Linked DNA regions of Homo sapiens: region 2 is linked to region 1. Evidence: chromatin contacts called from ENCODE Hi-C or POLR2A ChIA-PET data. All regions are on one chromosome and are shown on one strand. The core of a region is the stretch at or near the end of the contact, and the rest is flanking DNA. Distances in the headings are between cores, read along the strand shown.

Region 1 (7,386 bases), core at 1,611-4,110:
AGTATTATAGGATTTATTATGAAAATAATAAAACTGCAGTAACACTGGCCACAGACTAACAGTACACAGGTGCACAGTTGACACCAGGGATTATTGCCTTGTAGAGTTTTGACCTTTGATGAGAGAGTGTTTTTTACAGTTGTTACTGATAGCACATTTATGTAACTTAATTGTGCTTTAAAAATATTTAATTGTCTCTTGTGTAATAACAGTAAGTGAAAGACGATAACTAAAATTTTATATAATTAGATCCTGGAGAGAATATTTGTTGGGTGATTGAATTGAAAATACCAGTGAATGAAACATACCTAAAAGGGTAGATAGGTTGGGTTGGAAAGATATACCACATCGAGGGTTAATTAAATGGATAAGATGTCATTATCTTTTTTTCTTTGTAAAGGAAGATTAATGCATAAAATTATTTTGTGTAATTTACATACAATAAAATTATGTGTTGTACAGTTGTATAATTTACATATAATAAAGCTAATTCACCAATTTTAGATGAAGAATTCAGTACATTTGGACATATGTTTGTAGCTGTGTAACCACCATTGCACTCATGATCTAGAACATTTCTAACACCCCCAAAAGTTCCCTACTTCCCCTTTTGCAGTCAGCCTTCTCCCTCCACTGCCAGCCTTTGGCAAACTGATCAGTCAGTAAAGTTTCACATTATCTAGAATTTCATATAAACAGAACCATATGGTATGTAGTCTTTTTAATCTGGCTCCTTTCACTCACATAGTGCATTGGAGATGCATCCATGTTGTAGTTTATTCCTTTGTATTGCTGAATAGTATCCCATTATATGTATATGTCAGAATTTGTTGATTTACCAGTTGATGTACATTTGGATTGTTTTCAGTTTGGGGTTATTATGAATAACGCAGCCATGAACATTCTAGTGCAGGTCTTTATGGGGACAGGAGTAGGAATGCCACATCCCGTGGTAAGTGGATGTTTAACTTTTTAGGAAGCTGCAGAACTAATCTGCAGTGGCCGTATCATTTTGCATTCCCCTCAGTGATATGTGAGAGTGCTTCAGTGACTCCTATACTCACCAACACTGGGTGTATTACTGTGACACTAGATGTATTATCTATTGCTACGTAACAACTTACCTTAAAAGCTGGCAGCTTAAAACAACAGACCCTATTATCCCACTTTTTCAATGGGCCAAGAATCTTGGCTGGGCTTAGCTGGGGCCTCTGGCTCAGGGTCCTTTACAAGGCTGCAATTAAGGTATTGGCCAGGGCTAGAGTCATCTCAAGGCTTGACTAGTTTTTAATTTCATTTTCTAATGTTTTATTACTAGTATATAGAAATATAGCTGAAGTGTTTTGCAGGGAGGCTGTATAATTGACCTTGTATCCTGCAACCTTGCTAAACTCATTTATTAGTTCTAGAAGCTCTTGGGTGTATTCTCTAGGATTTTCTACATCAACAAACATGGTTTCTATAAATATAGTTTTATGTCTTTCTTACAATCAATACTTTTTTCTATCTGTATTGCATTTTCTAGGGCTTCCAGTGTGGTGTTGAATAGAAGTGTTAAGAGTGAACATCCTTGCCTTTTTCCTGATATTGGAGAAAATTCACTTGTCTTTTAGCATTAAGTGTCATGTTTGCTTTTTTAAAATTTTATTCTATATTATTTTATTTTTGAGACAGAGTCTTGCTCTGTCACCCAGGCTGGAGTGCAGTGGTGTGATCTCAGCTCACTACAACCTTGACCTCCTAGGCTCAAGCGATCCTCCCACCTCAGCCTCCTGAGTAGCTGGGACTGCAGGAACATGCCACCATGCCTGGCTAATTTTTGTATTTTTTGTAGGGATGGGGTTTTGCCATGTTGCCCAGGCTGGTCTTGAACTGTTGGATTCAAGCAATTCGCCTGTCTCAGCCTCCCAAAGTGCTGGGATTACAGGCATGAGCCTCCGTGCCTGGCCTGATATTTGCTTTTTTTTTTTTTTTTAATGCTCTCTATTGCAGAGTTGGCAAACTACAACCTGTGACAAATCCAGCATGCCACCTGTTTTTGTAAATAAAGCTTTATTGGAGCATAGCCATGCTCATTAGTTTACATCTTGTGTATGGCTGCTTTAACACTACAGCAGCAGAGTTAGAGTTGTGACACAGATAGTTTGGCCCATAAGGCCTATATTTACTGTCTAATCTTTTACAGGAAAAATTTGCCAATTCCTGCCCTCTTGGTTTGAGGAAATTCCCTTCTGTTCCTTGTTCTGAGAGTTTGTATCATGAATGGGTGTTAAATTTTGTCAAATGCATTTTCAACTATGAAGGGTTTTGTTTTTAGACGAGTGATATGGGGGACTAGGTGATTGATTTTCTACTGTTAAACCAACCTTGCATCTCTGGGTTCAACCCCACTTGGTATTATAGATTTATTACCCTTTTTCTCTTGTGGCAGATTAGATCTACTAAAATTTTCTTGAGGATTTTTGTGTTTGTGTTCATGAGGGATATTGTAGTTTTTTCGTGTCTTTGCCATGTTTTGGGTATCAGGATAATGCTGCTGTCATTGAGGGGTGACAAAAATGAGGGGTGGTGTCCTTTACACTTCTGTTTTCTGGAGGATTTCATGTAGAATTGGTATGAGAGTCTAGCTTATGGTTAAAAACCTATGTGTGATGTTTCAGACCTGACCATAAACAATTACAGACTTTACCTAGGAGGCCACATGGGGAAAAGCTGCCCTCCCTACACCAGACTTGGCGTACTGCCAATGCATTACAGTTTCTAAAGGGAGTTGCAGTCAAGGACTCAGGGCCCCCTGTTAGTCATGCTCTTGTAACAGTATTTGCATTGAGAGTCCTGGCACTTTCATTCTTAGGTCTCTCTATCTGAGGCCATGGGCCAAGGTCTTCTTCAGGCACCTCTGCCAAGGCCTGTTTATGCAAGAAGGAGTGGAAAAACCTTGACATTTTTTTCCACTGTGACTCACTACCCAGTACTTTTCCACCCTTAGCCCCCTTCCTTTGCACCCATACCCCCAAGATCCATCAAACTGCTAAAGCCTTTTTTTCCAAGCTCCTTCAACAGTGAACCAACCCTCATGTCTGTGTGGATCCAGCTGACTCTTGACTAGTGAGTTGTTCCTTGGGAAAAAATGGAACAGAGAGAGTTGGTGCTTTCCCTGGTTTTAGCCTCTTGCTTATACCAATGCAATGCCTGAAGGCTTAATTCATTTTTGACTTGTTGCTTTGATCAGCTACTCCAACACCTGACAGCTCAGCTCTTTCTCCCAGCTCTTGGGAGATATTTTTTTCTTTAAATGTTTAGTAGAATATACCAGTAAGGCCATCTCGGCCAGGAGTTTTCTTTAATGAAAGCTTTTCCACTATTAGTTCAGTTACTTTAGTAGACATTAGCCTATTCAAGTTTATCTGTGTCTTCTGGAATGAGCATTGGTAGTTTATGTCTTTCAAGTAATTTGTTCATTTCATCTAAATTGTCAGATTTATTGGTATGAAGTGTTTATAGTATTCTCTTATTTTACTGTCCGTAGGGTCTATGGTGATGTCCTGTCTTTCATTCTAGATATTGATGTGTCTTCTTTTTTCTGATTATTCTGGCCAGAGGTTTATCAATTTTATTGATCTTATTAAAGAATGAACTGTTTCATTGTTTTTCTCTATGATTTTTCTGTATTCTATATCATTCTTTTTTTATTATTTTATTATTTTATTTGCTCTTTATTTTTCTAGTTTCTTAAGGTGATGGCTTACTTTTATTTTTTTCTTATTTTTTTCTTTTGTTGTTGTTGTTTTTTTAAAGAAACAGGGTCCCACTCTTGCTCAGGCTGGAGTGCAGTGGCACGATCATGGTTCACTGCAGTCTCAAACTCCTACATTCAAGCTGTCCTCCCCCCTCAGCCTCCAGAGTAGTTGGGATTACAGGTGCATGCCACCATGCCTGGCTAATTTTTAATTTTTTTTGTAGAGATGGGGTGTTACTAGTTGCCCACGCTGGTCTGAAACTCCTGGCCTCAAGTGATCCCTCCACCTCTGCCTCCCAAAGTGCTGGGATTCCATGTGTAAGCCACTGTGCCTGACCAAGGTGATGGCTTAAAGCTATTGATTTGAGATGATTCCTTACTTTATAGTTTAAGCATATAATGCCATAATTTTCCTCAAGCACCGTTTTAGTTATGTTATACAAATTTTGAAATGTTTTGTTTTCATTTCCTAATTTCCCTTGTGATTTCTTTATTGAACCTTGGCTTATTTAGAAGTATGTTTAACTTGCAGATATTGGAGATTTGCCAGCCATCTTTTTGTTATTAATTTCTACTTTAATTTTGTTGTGATTAGAGAACATACATTTTATTAATTTAAATTTATAATTTATTTTAATTTATAATATGGTCTGTTTTACAGAATGTTGTGTGTGTATTTGAAAATAATATGAAAGCTACTATTATTGGATGGAGTGTTCTATAAATGTCAGTTAGATTAGGTTGATCATGCTGTTCTAGCTTTTTATATCCTTATTGATTTCCTCACTACTTGCTCTATCAATGACTGGGAAAGTGTTGAAGTCTCCCAGTATTTGTCTATTTCTCCTTTGATTCTACCAGTGTTTGCTTAATGTATTTTGAAGCTCTGTTATAGGTGCATACATGTTTATGAGTATGTTATAGATGTATTCATTTTGATATCCTTCTTTCTCTGTTACTATTCCTAATTCTGAATTTGACTTTAATGTTATTAATATAATTCTTCCAGCTTTCTCTTGGTTAGTCTTTTCATTGCATATCTTTTTCTATCCTTTTACTTTTAATCTAGCTGAATGTAGTCTTTATTTTGAAAGTGCGTTCCTTGTTGATAGCATTATTGGTTCTTTTTTTTTTTTAAATCTAATTTGACAATCTCTGTCTTTTAATTGGAGGGTTTAGACATTTGCATTGAATGTGATTACCAATATAGTTAGATTTAAACCTACAGTCTTGCTGTTTGCTTTTTGTTTGTTTCATTGATCCTTTGTTTCTTGTTTTTTTCTTTTTTTGCTTTCCTTTGGATTTAGTATTTTTCATAATTCCATTTTACCTCCACTGTTGGCTTATTAGCTATACTTCTTCATTTCAGTATTTTAGTGGTTGCTGTAGGATTTATAATAAATATCATTAACTGACCATATCTTCAGATAATCGTATACTACTTCATATATAGTGTAAAAACCTTACAAGAGTATTCACTCCATAATACTTTGTTATTGCTTTTGCTTTAAGTGATCAATGATTGTTTAAGGAAATTTTTTAATGACCTTTCATGTTTATTCTTTTTTTTTTTTTCCAAAAGATTCAGTATTTTCCGAGTTTTCAAAAACTGCTGGCCACTCAAAGTGGATCAACAAAAATTTAAGAGCTAAAACTGTAAAACTCTTGAAGGCTGGGCACAGAGGTTCATGCCTGTGATTCCAGCACTTTGAGAAGCTGAGGTGGGACAATCACTTGAGCCCAGGGGTTTGAGACCAGCCTGGGTAACATAGAAAGACCTTGTTTCTACAAAAAATAAAAACACAATTAGCCAGGCATGGCGGTGTGCACCTGTAGTCCCAACTTCTTGGGAGGCCAAGGTGGCAGGATTTCCTGAGCCTGTAAGTTTGAGACTGCAGTGAGCTGAGTTCACGCCACTGCACTTCAGCCTGGACAACAGAACAAGACCCTGTCTCAAAACCAGAACGAAACTATAAAACTCTTAGAAGAAAACAGGGCTAAATCTTCATGACTTTGGATTTGGCAATGGATGGTTAGAATTAATACCAAAAACACAATCAATAAATTGATAAATTGGATTTAATAAAAATTAAGAACTTTTGTGTATCAAGGACATTGTCAAGAATGTGAAAAGACAGCATATAGAATGGAAGAAGATATTTGCAAATCCTATATCTGATAAAGGTTTAATATCCAGAATATGTAAGGAACTCCTGCAGCTCAACAACAGAAAGCCAGTTAAATCAATTTTGAAATGAGCAAACGCCTGTAAACCCAGCTGCTTGGCAGATTGAGACAGGAGGATTGCTTGAGGCTAGGAGTTCAAGACCAACCTGGACAACATAGTGAGACCCTGTCTAAAAACATTTTTTTAATTAGCTGGGTGTGGTGGCATATTCCTGTAGTCCCAGCTACATGGGAGACCGAGGCAGGAGGATCACTTGGGGCCAGGCAGTCAAGGCTGCCGTGAGCTGTGATTATGCCACTGCATCCCAGCCTGGGCGACAGAGTGAGACCCTGTCTGAGAAAAAAAAAAAAAAAAGAACAAAAAAAAATTTAGAAGATTGCTATTCTAGTCTACTATTTTTTCAAAGGGTGGTCTTGTTAACAATTCTGGAGCCCACCTAAACCTGCTAAATCAAACTTGGTAGTAAAGCTGGGGAGATGGGCATGTCTAACAGACGTTTCTGGTGGTTTTGATGTCCAGGCGTGCAGAGAGATGATGCTTACCTTGTGTTTTGTCATTATTTTCAGGATTTACACCCCTTCCTTGTCTTTTGTATCAATATTTATGGAGTCATGAACTCTAGGATAGGCATGATGTTGAGAACTAGGAGTTCTCCCCTGGCCAGGGAGATAGAGGCAGGTCTGTGGTTAGTTTTGTAGTTGGCTGTGATGACATCTGACATGCTCTCTTCACTTGTTGTCTTCTTCCTGTTCCCTTGTCAGGATTATGAAGAAGCTGTGCTCTTGCTGTTAGAAGGAGCTGCCTGGGAAGAAGCTTTGAGGCTGGTAAGAATCTTGTAAATCCTCTGGATGTTGGGTGCTAAGCAGAGAGAGCAAGCAAGGGATTCCAGGTCAGTTGGAATCTCTTGTCTTCTGAGGTTCATGAAATAAGTAGAAATAGGTCAGGTTCCTGGCTTAAGGAAAAGCGGTGTTTTTAAAATCATTTTTATCATTCTTGATAATAATTTGAAATATTACTGTCTTTTACTGAAATGAATTGAATTTCCTTGGCTGCCTTGTAGGAGGCCTGTTTTTCAGGAAAATATTCTGATTACCTCTGAAAGTAATCCATGTCTTTCTAAGTATCTTAACTCTCCAGTGACTAGAAGTTTTCCTTCCTAAAATTATTGTGTTTTTCCTTCTAGGTATACAAATATAACAGACTGGATATTATAGAAACCAACGTAAAGCCTTCCATTTTAGAAGGTGAGGGTTCCATTTTAGATAGAATTCCTCATTTGGAAGAAGGTGAGGAGAGAGAGATGAGAGAGTCTCCTCCTATTTACTGTGTTTTCTTAATAATATGTCATGTAGACTCAATCAAAATTACCACCTGGATATAATATTTAATTCTCACTAGAATTTTTAAATATGCTGAACTATTAAATGGTAACAAAATATTTAAATGTTAGAAACCTGTG
Region 2 (7,386 bases), core at 3,486-5,985, 210 kb before region 1:
TCCCCTCCCAGTCCCCACTTCTGATACTGCAAGTTAAACAGGCCTAGAGAAAAGTCTACTGGTCCATCTCCAGGCCCTTGTGACGTGATACTAGAAGCCATTGAGAGGGAGTTGTATTTTCCACATTAGTAATGGAAACAGAAGCCTTCTTCAAAGGGAACTTTGCAGGCTGGGGAGGTGTTATTTGGTATGCGGTGCCTGCTTCCAATAAGCATGTTTGGATGTATTTCTGGTAACTGCTGCTATCCCTGTGAAAAAGAATGGAGTGGATCAAGAAGTATCTCCTTATTTAGACTGGATTTAAAGTATATTTACCCATGCTTATTAAAAAAGTTAGTCTGCTCATCGTTGAGTTGTTGTATTAACAGACACTGTCTGACCTGTGGTCTCTTTCTTGTGTGCCGGACTCTGAGTTTCTGCCCCCTGGTGCTAGGCTGCTAATGTCAGTAGCATGCTTGTTTGGATTTGTGTAGATCCCTGTTATTTGGCTTCTGCTTAATGCTGGCCCTGTCTCTGGGTAGATTGATACCTGAAACCTTGGATGTTCTTTCCTTTTTTTTCTTTAGTCCTTGAGTCCCAAGATTATGTTCCCTTGTTTATGTGCCTATTTTTAGCTGTGGCTTTTAAATACAATACCATTCTAATACCACAACTTGGCCAAGATTCTCAGTCCTGGCATTGTTCTGTTCAGTTTATCATCTCCCTGCCTGGACTGTTGTTTTTTGTTTTTTTTTTTGGACTCTGATTCCAGGCCAATTCCTTGTGGTTTTTGAGGTGCTGAAGGGTATCATTGAGACAGAAGTCATTAAAATACAGATCTGTTGGATAAAAGCAGTTTGCCAAATCTTATATTCATAATTTTCAAATACTTTGTTTATTTTCTCTGTGTGCTACTCCTTTCATGCTTTTGTGAAGTCTGAGGTGCTCGAAAAATGTGCTGAGTCATTTGTGTATTAACTAGAAAAATAGTGCAGTTTCCATTGATGTAGCTAAGCTTTACTGCATATTTACTGCATATTTTAGTGCCATTAGCAAGTTGGAGAGTTATTCCTTAAGCCACAGTTTTGAAGATTTAATTGATTGGGTTTAGCTTTTTCTCGAATCTTTCAGTGCCTACTCTACAGATACAAGATATTTTGCTTAGCTCTGTGGAGAGATCTAAAAATGTCTACTAAGGGAAGATAGATGGCTATACTATAAAGTAGAAAGGGGAGGAGAGGTACAAAGAAATACTACAGAAGGGTTAGTGGCTTCTGCTTCTAGTTTATACTGTCGAAGCCAACAGATTGATATTGATGATGATGATAGCTAACATTTATTGAGTACTTCCTACATACCCAGCATTGTTCTAAACTTTATTTATTTATTTTTCAAGACGGAATCTCTCTCTGTCGCCCAGGCTAGTGCAGTGGTGCCATCTTGGCTCACTGAAGCCTCTGCCTCCCGGGTTCAAGTGATTCTTCTGCCTCAGCCTCCCAAGTAGCTGGGATTACAAGCATGCGCCACCATACCTGGCTAATTTTTTTGTATTTTTAATAGAGACGGGGTTTCACCATGTTGGCCAGGCAGGTCTGGAACTCCTGGCCTCAGGTGGTCTACCTGCCTTAGCCTCCCAAAGTGCTGGGATTACAGGTGTGAGCCACTGTGCCCAGCCAGCATTTTATATGTATTATTTCACTTCATTCTCAAATGAGATACGAATTTATGTAAGCCTCATTTTTACACATGAGGAGACTGGGACATCTCGACGTTAACTAACTTGCCTATAGCCATCTAAGTAGTAAGAATAGACCTGGGATTTGAACCTGGGGAGTCTTCTTTCCTCACCTGTGCTTCCAGCCACTGAATTGTGCTGCTTCCTCATAGCAAATGTGAGACCTTCTATGCCCTGGTCCCAACCTCCCTCTGCATTCTTACGCCACTCTGCTCTTCTCATTCACACTATCTTCCGGTCTTATTGAACTTCCTAGAGTTCTTTGAAGAGGGCACCTCTGCTTTTTCTTGCCTTTGTGTCTTCATATTTGTTTTTTTGTCTTCCTGAAACACTTTTCTACCCCTGCTCTCTAAGACACCAGTCTCTCAGGAGCTTCCTCTCCAAGATAGAACTGTTCTGTCTTCTTTATCTAGCTTACTTTTGTTAAAATGGATTTAAAGGATGGCATCTTTCAATATTCTTGTCAGACAGCTCCTTTGGAAACCCTTCCCAGACCTCCCTGCATGGATTTGATTTCCACGCTGCTCCCTAACAGTTTACACTTACTTTACATTAGCTCTTAAGTATCAGACTGAATTTGAGACCAGGGGCTTAGTCTCTTATATCAGCATATAGCCTAGTCGCCTATTTGGTGAATGAATGCTTAGTAGGCATTTAGAAATGTAAGATAAAATGCAGCTGAACTGAAAGTCCATTATTTGAAGAGCTATCCAATGATCTTGTTATTTTGCAAAAACCATCAAGGGACTTACTTTTCTTACAGTGTCTCAAGATGAGTAACCATTTAATTAAATTACTTTTGAAGAGGCCAGTTCAGTAATTAAAGACCCTTGACTAGTCTGTAATCTTATGTAAGAGAGAATTCTTAATTTTTAAAATTTTTGACCTGAAGGTCTTTGTTTTTGTTTTTCCTTTTTCTACTGTACTGTCCCAGGCCATTAGGTGTTCCCAAACTTTGCTCTTGAGTGGGGCCTAAGAGATCCCTCCTGGGTGTACTGCTGCAAAGCTAAGTCTTGCCCCATCTCTGGTGTAGGTCAGTTTGTTTGTGGAACTTTTTATTTTTGAGACAAAGTCTCACTCTGTCACCCAGGCAGAGTGCAGTGGTGTGATCTTGGCTTATTGGCATGATCTCAGCTCAATAATACGATCTCGGCTCACTGCAACCTCTGCCTCCTGGGTTCAAGCGATTCTCCTGCCTCAGCCTCTTGAGTAGCTGGGATTACAGGCGTGTGCCACCATGCCCAGCTAATTTTTGTGTTTTTAGTAGAGACGGGGTTTCGGCATGTTGGCGATGCTGGTCTCGAACTCCTGGCCTCAGGTAATCCGTCTGCCTTGGCCTCCCAGAGTGCTGGGATTACAGGCATGAGCCACTGCACCCAGCCTGTTTGTGGAACTTCTATCTGAAAGTCTAAAAATAACTCTAATATGCCAAGAATCTTCATCCAGCTCTGCTATATATTCTCTACCTAACCATAGTCTGGAAACCGGGATACCTTCGTCTCTTTGATTCCCTTCATTGCTTCCTCATCAAGTGTGGTCCGCTTTGACTCTTCTACGTCTCTTTAACACAGCCGCTTTTCCCTGTTTCCCCTGTTGTGGCTGTAGACCACACTGGCATCATGTCTTGCCTATAGTACTGCAACAACTTTTCTCCATACGTTATAGGTCCCCTCTAGTCTCTTTTTCTCCAGACAAGCAAGAATGGTCTTATATCTCAAATGGATTATTTATTTACAGGGTGGTGAGAGGGGTGAGAGGCAGTTGAGTGTGGTTATAAAAGGTCAACACGAGAGATCCTTATAGTGATGATGCTGTTCTGTATCTTGTGTCAGGGGAAACTGGACAAATTGTGGTACACTGGGATTATTTCTTGCAACTGCATATGAGTATACTTTTATCTCAATAAAATTTCAGTGAGAAGAAGACTACTATCCTGTTTGAAACTCTTCAGTGCGTTCTTCTTCCTCTTAGAATAAACACTAAAGTCCTTCATGTGGTGTTCTGTGATCTGCATCATCTGGCTTACCTCTCCAGCCTTGTTTATTTGATACCAGTTTCTTACTAGCTGTCTGTGTTCCAGACACACTGACCTTCTTTCACTGTCTTTAATATGCCGGGTTCTTCTCACAGCTTTCCTTCTGCCCAAGATATTGTTAGGATGTCACAAGATACCCAGCATTTCTTTTTATAGCAACCATAATTTCTATACACACGTTTATTTGTGTGGTTATTTAATTCATACCTTTACTATACTCCCTGGGGGCAGGGTCTGTGTCTTTATCCCCAGCACACAGTACATGTAAGAAATGAAAGACACTGTTTTTCTCTGTCAGCCCTTTCTGTCTTATTGGCATTTCAGGAGGACCTTGGATACACAGGCCAGGAGAGTAAGGTCCTAATCCAGAAATCTAACTTAGGCTTTCCTCTCAGACCATGAGTTTGAATTTCTCTCATATTGAGAGATACGATACCCTATCTAAAAATGAACTCTTTCAGGTCACAGGGGCATTTATTAGAGGAGGGACAGAGTATGACTGAGCAAGGTGAGTACTCTTATCCTGATGTCTGAATCTACCAAAGATCCACCTCAGGCTCTGGCTTGCTGCTATCTGGGAGAGGGCTAGCTTTGGATATTTGGGTATGTGGAGTTAATTAACTTGGAGCTGAAATTCATCGGCTTTCTGAAGGATCATGGCTCTTTTCATTGGGGTGACAGAATCCTATGTTGCCATACGGAGTCTTGGCCTACCAAAAGTAATGTCTCAGTTGTATGAGTGTGGGTGTATGATTTGGTGACTAGGAATTGCTAGTGTTCTTAGTTGTGAACAATAGAATCTACCCCAGGTAGTTTAAATAAATAGTAGGAGGTATTGGTTAGCATTTACAATTTTTGCACATGGAATTTCTGGAAAGACCAGACAATTAATCTTGGAATCTGACACAGGTGGAAGCAGTGCAATCAGGAGAAATGCTCAGTGACACTGAAGGACTGTTTGGGCAGAGGGCCACGGCTGCTGCTGCTCGCCGTGAAGTTAGAGATCAGACATCAGAACTTCTGCTAAGTTGCTGCGGAAAAACCATATGCCTTCCTGACTGACTGTGTTTGATACAAGAGCTCTGGCTTTCAAATTACAGTGTGCCACTTCAGGCTCTCAAGTCCTGCACAGGTGTACCTGCTTGGTAGAAACTGTGTCACATGTGAGACCTCGGCTGCAGGGGAATCCAAGAAATACAATTTTTTTAGCTCTCCAGTCTAGTGTGCAAGAAAGTGTGCTAGAACCCGATGCTATGTGAGCTATTCTTCCTTGTCTGCTATAGAAGGTTAAAGGTTGACAGACTTCCTTTGCCAGTGAATGTTTTACTTGAATTTAGTGCAAATGATTGAGCTTGGTACTACCTATTAGGAATTTAACATGGAAATATATAATGTGAAACAACGTCATGATGTTCCTTTAGATTTTCAAGTGGTGGATTTTGCCTGTACTGAGTTATGTAATTTATAAATCTATATGGTTTTGCATAATAGCCATATATTCGCATACTCATTTGTGGAATGTTGTTATGACCACCAATTGTGGATTATCTCGTACTAACATGAGACCTAGTCATACAACATAGCCTAAGACAGTCAGATCAGGGAGCTCACAGACTTGATGTGGTAGTGTTTTTCAATAGAAGTATGCATTAAAATCAACTTGTTAACAAATGTAAGTGTGGGACTCCAAGTTTACATGTGTAGTGTCTGCCACATCCACCAGCATTAAGTTCCCAAAGGAGGAAGGTATACAGAGAGTCAAGGGATTTGCTTTTTTAGCACACTTTCATGTCAATTCTTAATGGTTCTTCCTTGGTGAAGAACCACTTATTCAGTGGGTCAGTAGTAACCATTTTATTTTGTTGTTGTTGAAAATGTTGGACTGTGTTTAAATTTGCAGCCATTATTTCCTACTTTAAAGAGTTTTGAAAATGGATGCTTCTTTTACAGGGGCAGAGTTACCAGGGCAGGTTATCTCCATGGCAGCTTCTACTCTGGCAAACTTGGCCATCTCTATCACAGGGTATGAATCAAGCAGTGAAGACCAGCCCTCCACTCAGCCTGCAGGTGACTGATGTTCTGGTGACATTCAAGGTTATTCTGGAAAATGAAATGTACATAGAAAGTAAAATTCAGGACACCAGCATCACAAAATGCTACTTACTCCTGCTGATCCTTCATTTATTCTCTTTGGTTCCTATTTTTATGCCCTTTTCCCTCTCATCTTTGTTCTCATATATCACTTTTTAAATACATGTAATTATGTAACTTCTTGAGTTTCTTACCTTGGTTCTTTGTTCTTTCCTTTTTAAAAAAGGCTTTTCTTATTTTTCTTCTGTTATTCATTGCTTTTGTTTTTCTTATTTTCCTTTTCTCCGTCTCCATTTACCTTTCCCACATTTCCCTCCACTTTACGCATATCTTATCTTGATTTCTTATTTTCCATTTCTTTCTTCTACAACTGTCAGTTCTCCTCCATGATTTTATTTTGCCCTATCTCTTCCTGTTGTTTTTTCTTTCTTTTGTTCCCTTTTCCCAACCCTTTTTTTGGGGAAGACTTTTATTTTCCATCTTGCAGTCATCCATTTCTCTGTCATTCTTTCTCTGAAAGTTTGCATGCTTCATGTGTTAATATATTGACCCCTCAAACAGACCCCTCTGGTTGTTTTGGACTCGTTGTCCTGTGTGGCCTGGCTTTGGGAATTGCAGGCTCCTGAGGAATCCAGCTGGTAGATATACCAGCTGTAGAGTCATGCTGTACTCTTGCAGAGTTCCAGAATGTAAAAGGCCACCTTAGTCTGTGCTGAGAGATCCATTAGTGCCAGAGGTATTTGGAGTTAGGGAATATTTAGAGTGAATTCTCCTTGAAGAACTGACTTTAGAAATGTCAGCTAAGATAAAGGAATTTGGTGTAGTAGGAACACTTATTTTTCTTGCACATGGAATTATGTTTCCAAAGTGGAGAGGAAATGATATTTTGGTTTTGGACTCATTCTTCCAAATATCTGTCACACCCACCATCATGAAGTTTCCAAATTAGAAAGATAACTCAGAGCAAAGTCAAACAAAAGCATCTGTTAACTAGCTTGGGCTTTAGCCCTGCACTTTTAAGGGTAGAATGTTGGTCCTAGTGAGGTGAGCTGACTTACCAGGGTGCAAGTGATCTCAGTAGTAAAAATTGACTCATAGCTGAACTTTTAACATTAAAAACACTTAAGGAAATTATGATACAGCACTTGGTGGGCTACTGTATGATTGCTTATGAAAATTATGAAACAACAGGGAAGTCATTCATTCACTTATTTAGTGAGCACCTCCTATATATGAGATACTATTGTATGTGCCAGGAATTCAGTGGAGGGAGAACAAAACAGACAAGGTCTTAGCTCTGGTGGAGCTGACTTTCAACTGAAGAGAAAGAATGAGAAAGGATAAGTAGAACATGCTACAACTATGTAAAAGACCAGGGGGAAAATGTGAGGTTGGGATTATGGGAGTTCTTATTTCTTTTCTCTTTTTTCTAGACTTTTTTTCTGACGTATGATACTTTTGTAATTAACAATCCACACATTCAACGTGACATACTTTTGTAATTAACATTTTTTTCTAATGGAAGGCAAAATGCAAGTTTTAGGAT

Evidence for each region. Hi-C counts contacts between places; a loop is a spot of excess contacts on that map. ChIA-PET counts read pairs that join two places held with the same protein, here RNA polymerase II (POLR2A). Pooled maps may share reads with other maps.
Region 2: a pooled map shows a loop between it and region 1 (2.9-fold over the local background). The contact joins two enhancer-like sites. A Hi-C loop is called at or near these places in 1 of 37 single-sample maps with no recorded cell type and 7 of 50 pooled maps. POLR2A ChIA-PET finds 5 or more read pairs at or near these places in 3 of 52 experiments (GM12878, activated CD4-positive, alpha-beta T cell and activated CD8-positive, alpha-beta T cell).

What each region holds. Positions count from the first base shown.
Region 1 is chr9:108,881,490-108,888,875 of GRCh38, reverse strand. It overlaps ELP1 (elongator acetyltransferase complex subunit 1), which reads left to right. Exons shown (of 37, transcript NM_003640.5): 30 at 6,689-6,751; 31 at 7,111-7,171. Among named protein-coding and RNA genes, the nearest start is that of ACTL7A, 23 kb to the right of the region's middle. Within about 2 kb of position 2,860, at least 5 of the 41 ENCODE cell types and tissues checked have a DNase peak (open chromatin) inside an H3K27ac peak, as active enhancers do.
Region 2 is chr9:109,091,905-109,099,290 of GRCh38, reverse strand. TMEM245 (transmembrane protein 245) reads left to right here. Exons shown (of 18, transcript NM_032012.4): 4 at 5,700-5,816. Among named protein-coding and RNA genes, the nearest start is that of TMEM245, 24 kb to the left of the region's middle. Within about 2 kb of position 4,735, at least 2 of the 41 ENCODE cell types and tissues checked have a DNase peak (open chromatin) inside an H3K27ac peak, as active enhancers do.